Linked DNA regions of Mus musculus: region 2 is linked to region 1. The links are chromatin loops, found by intact Hi-C in ENCODE. Cell type or tissue: heart. All regions are shown on one strand. Each heading gives the region's core, and the rest is flanking DNA. Links, peaks and the distances in the headings are about the cores only.

Region 1 (2,920 bases), core at 165-2,664:
ACTTTATTATGAGCTATGAAAAGCACTAGCTAATAAAACACAAGGGTGTTTAGTTTATTTCAATGATTTTACTTTCTAGGGGTTTCAGTCCCTTCATAAAGTCCTCCCACCAATGACCCTAACTCTTTTATGACTACCGCTGACAATACAAAACCCCAAAGCAAAGGCTCTAGGAACATGGGTCCCAATAAAGCTTGAGGGACAGCATTCCACCAAAATTCTAAGGGCAGGATTCCAGTTGCACCACTCGGCATCTCTACTGTGGTTTATTTGTTGTTCAATAATATACATGCAATTTCTTGCTGGTTTTACCCTTGAGTATGCATTCTACAAAAGCTCATAAAGTTCTTAAAATTAGCTATACCTGTAATCTTATAATATTCCCCAGACCGTGAGTAAAATTGTACTTATTCACTTAAAATTAATATCCTTTTCTTGGTTCTCTGTGGAATTCTGACAAAACATTGAATTTAATGCTCACATACCTGGGTGTTTTAATCCAGCAATCATGGCTATCTATCTTCTAACTATGGCAAAGCAAGATTAGACAATGCCCTGCTGTTCACAGCCTGATCCTGTGAAATGGACCTTCTTGGGGGTCATTTCAGTTCTAAGTAGCCCCGAAGACTCCAAAGCATTTTTTTTTTTTACAAGACTCACAATAGGCAACAGGATAAAATGAGGCAGGCTGAAGAAGGGTCTCTGATCTGAGAAACTCATTCATTTTGTTCTTGCTGTAACTTTAATTACATCTCTCTGTAAATATATTTCACAACTGAGGCAGAGACTCAAGCATGTAGACATCTGCACATTTATTAATTCAAGGAGGACATGGAAGTCATGGCTCAAGATTGATGTCTATCAAAATTCTGAACTTTTAAAATCTGTACTCTTGAACATCTGTCATAGCTTTGGTGGAAATCAAAGCTTCCCCAAATTAGTCATTGAACTGACAAAACAAATATCCTCGGGTATCTCAAATGGATGATATTTATGAGGCAGATATCTGGGATTCTGGGGATAATTACTACTGTGGGAGGCACCTTTCAGAAGATCTTACCCTTTTTCTGGGGCGGAGCTTTTCCATATTTAAACAGCAGTTTTAGTGGGTACGGGGACACCTCTCTAGAGAAGAGATCCCGAAGGCCTGGATGACTTTGAAAGGCTACATGTCCCTGGGTCCCATTGAAGTTTACAAAGTTAAGACTTGCTGGAGTGATGGCATGCAGGTTTCTGCATGGTAGACAACCCTAGAGCAGCGTCTGAAGCAAAGGTAGTAGACAGCCAGAAACAAGACTAGACGACCAGAGATTATGATCATCAGCTCTAACATCTTACTCCACCCCAGAGGATACTGCAGGTAGTGGTCCTCTAAGCAAGAGGAAAGAGAAGGTAAACGATGGGGAAGAAAGGTGTTTAGCAGGCATCAGCAATCATTCACACATTAAGATGGAATCTCTGGCTTTCTGTAGCGCTCCTTCCCTGTTCTTCTCAGGACTCTCCTGCCCCCTGCTGATAGAACCCAGCATTTCTTGTTTCTCCTTTAGGTTTTTGTTACTATAGAGACAGAAGCCAGGAGAGAGGCAAAGATGTAAACAAGGATCTGGCTCTAGAATGTGGGGGAAAGAGAAATGTCAGGAAGATGAAACAAACAAATGGGAGGGAAGAGGAAAAGAGTGAGTCCGTAGAGGACAGAGCCCCACAGTTCTTGGCATCAGGATCTGGGCAAGTAATAGAAAAATAAAGCTGGATACCTAGAAAACACAGAGGACATGGTGGAAGTAACAGGAGAGAGTGTGTGAGCTAGTCAGGGGCTAACCCATTGCAGGTAAATGAGAGGAAAATGCAGGAATGACATTGGCTTCTCTTCTATCGTTTTCCATTTACAAGTCTTCACCATCTAGGGGTGTAAACTAATTAATATGGTTTCGTAGACGCCAAAGAAAACCAAGCTGGCTTCTAGCTTGCACTGATTCACCAATCAGAGGTGTGAGCTTTTGAGACGGCGATGAGTAGGAAGAAATGGGTCGTGTAGAAAACGGCAGTCAGTCATGTGATCCTGGAATGTGGCGTTAGAAAATCATCATCTATACAGGATGTTCAGTGATTCTCTGGGAGATGTAAAATTTCACTGCTTTGATTTTGAGAAGCTATTGACTGTCTTTCTCAAAATGTAGAACAGGTAACTCACCTAGGTGGCTGCTTCTACCTCAGGACACTAAAGACAGAAAGGGATGAGAGGTTTTAGTACCTTAATAAGGTTCAGCCAGGTCCCTGAATCGCACCTGCCGTACATTGATCTTAGGCAGAAGCTTAAGCAAACCAAATTAAAATAAAGATTGTTGATTGGATATTGGAGAGGTGTTTGTGAAGATAATAAACCTGGGGTGCTGACTGTATGAAGGTTGTGAGAACAAGCAAAAGCCCTGGCCACAGGATCTCAGACAAACATTCTGCAATGGTGGCCATCTCCATTGGCAGTAATAACTTTGTCATGAAGATGGAAATACTACTGTGACTTTAGAGATGTACAGACTGGGTCTTAGCAGAAAAAGTGACTTGCCAGCTATCAGAAGGTCAGTAAAGAAGGGCTTTAGAGTTGTTGTTCACTTCTTTGGACTCCAGGACTGAATGTGGATCTGAAGTGAGTGGGTAGACATTTGATAGTAGAGATAGGGAGCTACCTGCCCCATATCTGCTCTGCCAGAATGGTTCAGATAAACTAAAATATTAATGTGACCATGTGGAGTCATCAGAGGGCAAAAGGGAACATTTAAATTCAGAGGTTGTTCCCTATTACCTTCTATGAGAAAAACACATGAGGTATGACTAATATTTAAGGCCAAGGGTTTAAGTGACTAGATAGTATACTTGAGAGGAAGGTAATATTTTAACTCTATTTCTCATACTAGAATTTACC
Region 2 (2,920 bases), core at 111-2,610, 140 kb before region 1:
ATTACACGCAGGGTATGTTTCCATTATTGTTCTTTGAATACAATACACAGTAGTTTATTGTGAGAAAACGAAGGAAATCATTTTTTCAATCTCAGAACGGTAGGAACAAAAAATCCTACAAAATTGAATCCGCATTACTGCCTTGCACATTTAATCCTGTTTTTATTTCAAAGGGGTAGGGGAAAAGAAATAATAATAACAACAACAACAACAAAAAAAAAACCAGATCAACGAATTGTTGCCTGAAATGTTTTTTAAAGGCAAGATTTGTCTGCATTGTTGTATATTTTATGTTAAAAATCATAGACACCATTACAAAGATTAAGATGTGTCTGAAAGGCATTTTGGCCATAGAGTTGTTAACATTCATCACAGCCTTTCAAAAACAAAATTGGATTCTACTTTATCTGAAAACTTTCCATAGCAATATTACTTTTTCTTACATATATAGTCCTGCAACTTACCTAGGGCACTATTTATCATTTGGACAACTTAAGTACACCACACACACACACACACACCATCACCTTGAGACAAATGAGAGCCCTCTCTTGGGGAGCTCAAAACTGTATTAAAATGATAAGTAGCCCATCTTTACTCTTCCTTCATTAACTTAGGCAGACAAGTGTGATGTCCACACAGAAGAGAGTCAAGTCTCCCACATGCTCCTGGTCATAATAATCACCTTTGCTTCCTCTTGTCCTCAAAGTTTGTTCATTGTCACAGAGACATTAAGAGCTGTGTTGAGAAAAAGGCAGTACCCAGAGGAGCCTTCCAATTATCCACACAGGTAGCCTCGCCCAGCCCATCTGGGACCCCCAACCAGTACAGGTCAGGATTTAAAGATTCAAAATAATTATTGCAGAGGAAGCGCTTGAATGAGCAAGTCTTCTTTTGAATTCTAACTATCTCCTGTAGCAATGTAGAGAAAAAGGGAGGATCAAATTGGAAAAGTAGACTTAGTATAGTTGGCAAAAGCACTCAGATCTGTGGGTTGTTTGGGATCGGCTCCTAGATGAAGCTTCATCAAACATCACTAAGATACAAGAAGTCCTGTCCACATGTACAGTGTACAATGCCTTTTATACCCAAAGATTGGGACACGGAGCCTGCTCAGTAAGAGCAAACACATAGACCCTGGCCTAGATTTTAGAGAAAATCAGTGATGAGTTCAAATTAACTCACAAAGAGATAAGATCATGTAAGCTGTAGACAGAGATTTCTTTTACGGACGTCAAATATAAAAACCATAGACACGATATGTTCCCCATTTCTATTTTGAGACCATCACAGTCCCACTGAAAACACATTGCTCACATTTCAGTCCATGCCTCCAAATCTAGATAACAATTTTTAGGCAAAACTGATTGCCATCAAGAGGCAGAGTGTAAGCATACACATGTAAAAAAAAAAAAACAAACAAAAAAAAACGGGCGAACCTAATGCACGAGGTTCTGCATGTTTTATTTTCCTTTATACTTCCTTTATGTTTTTCCAGCATGTATGCTGCACCTGCAGTACCCAAGGAGGCCAGAAGAGGGCATCAGATCCCCCGGAACTGGAGTTCCATTACAGGAGGTTAATGAGCTGTCAGGTAGGATGCTGGGAATCCAATCTGAGTTCTCTGGACCAGTGCTTATAAGTGCTGAGTCTTGGCTTTAGACTTTAAAAAGAGATCTTCTCTCCAGTACGTCTAGCACATCATCTATGCTTTACATTGTAACCATCTCTGAATATGAGGCACACTGATCTGAGTGTCTTCAGAAAACAAAAACAAAAACAAAATTGAAAAGATCCTCTTACAAATACCCATCTCAGCACTGCCCTGTGAAGTAGAGTGTTTCCGTTTGTCAAGTTACTATTCTGCCAAGTGCTTGTGCCCACCCATTCATTATTCAGTATGAGGGACTTTCCTTTTGTTATTTGGAGAAGAGTTATCAGTTTGTGAGACAGTGTAGACATTAAGGGGTTAACCTTTCCAGGTAGAAGGAATCATATTTAATGCCACGAGACCTGGCGGCACAGGTGAATTCACATTCACCTTTCCAAGTGTCAAGCAAAATAAGACTTGGTAAAGATTCCTTGATGGTTTTGTCTTAATCTCTCTCCTAACCCATTATCTACCATCCTTTGCTCCTGTCTGTCTGATAGGAAAGAGATCTGCAGAGTTGATTCCTCCTGTGTCATGGAAATCTACTGGGTTTGCCTAGTGAGCTGCAACAGGAAAAGGGCCTAGGGTCAGACAAGATAAAGGTAGTCTTCTAGCTCTACCTCAGTCTCCTTGGGGCTTCAGGCTTAGAGAGAGCTCTGCTTTTCTGAACCCCACATCTATGAGTAGACATTTTCTTAATGTTCAGTTATAAGCTGGGTAAGAACATGGCTTGTTTCATCTGCTCTATCCCTTGTTCACTCTCTTTCCTCTATTTGTACACTGCTGCAAGTGCATGGGACTTTAAAGGAGGGATATTGCCCTGTTGCTTCTCTACCCCTACACATAATTTCTGCAAAGCTCCTTTGCAAACCTCCCCACAGTAAAATTTTTCGGAATGTACCACTTGTTATTTTTGGCCCTGCCTGACATGATTGCTTTGGAAAGCACTACAGCAAGTAGTAGTAAAGACCACATACATATGCAGGTCAGGGAACGCTTCAGTGATGAACTGACAGTTAGCACTCACAGGCAGTGATGGAAGAGCCATGCAGCTACCAAAGAGAGCAATATTATGTCTACAGTGAAGAAGGAGTGCAAAGGCAGAGTCCACACTGAATTCTGGAAGCAGTGAAACAGGCTGGAGAAGCTGCAAGAGAGGCAGAAAGCTTCAGAGTGTCGGGGTCACCCTTAGTCCTCAGATAAGATGAGATGGATAGGCCAGGAGGGCAGATCATCCATAGACTGGAAAACAAATGAGAAGGCTCTATA

What was found. Peaks named below come from ENCODE experiments on the same cell type or tissue, not always from the same donor. Only the 100,000 strongest peaks of a DNase experiment are listed, where the experiment ranks them.
Region 2: a loop joins it to region 1, with 8 times the contacts of the local background. A loop is called at or near these places in 7 of 42 quality-filtered maps.

What each region holds. Positions count from the first base shown.
Region 1 is chr11:37,184,818-37,187,737 of GRCm38, forward strand. It overlaps a transcript of Tenm2 not described here. Among named protein-coding and RNA genes, the nearest start is that of Gm51890, 200 kb to the left of the region's middle. In heart, for the core only: a CTCF peak has its summit at 1,507 (motif pointing left); no DNase peak of the experiment used is centred there.
Region 2 is chr11:37,045,337-37,048,256 of GRCm38, forward strand. It overlaps a transcript of Tenm2 not described here. Among named protein-coding and RNA genes, the nearest start is that of Gm51890, 58 kb to the left of the region's middle. In heart, for the core only: a CTCF peak has its summit at 1,538 (motif pointing right); no DNase peak of the experiment used is centred there.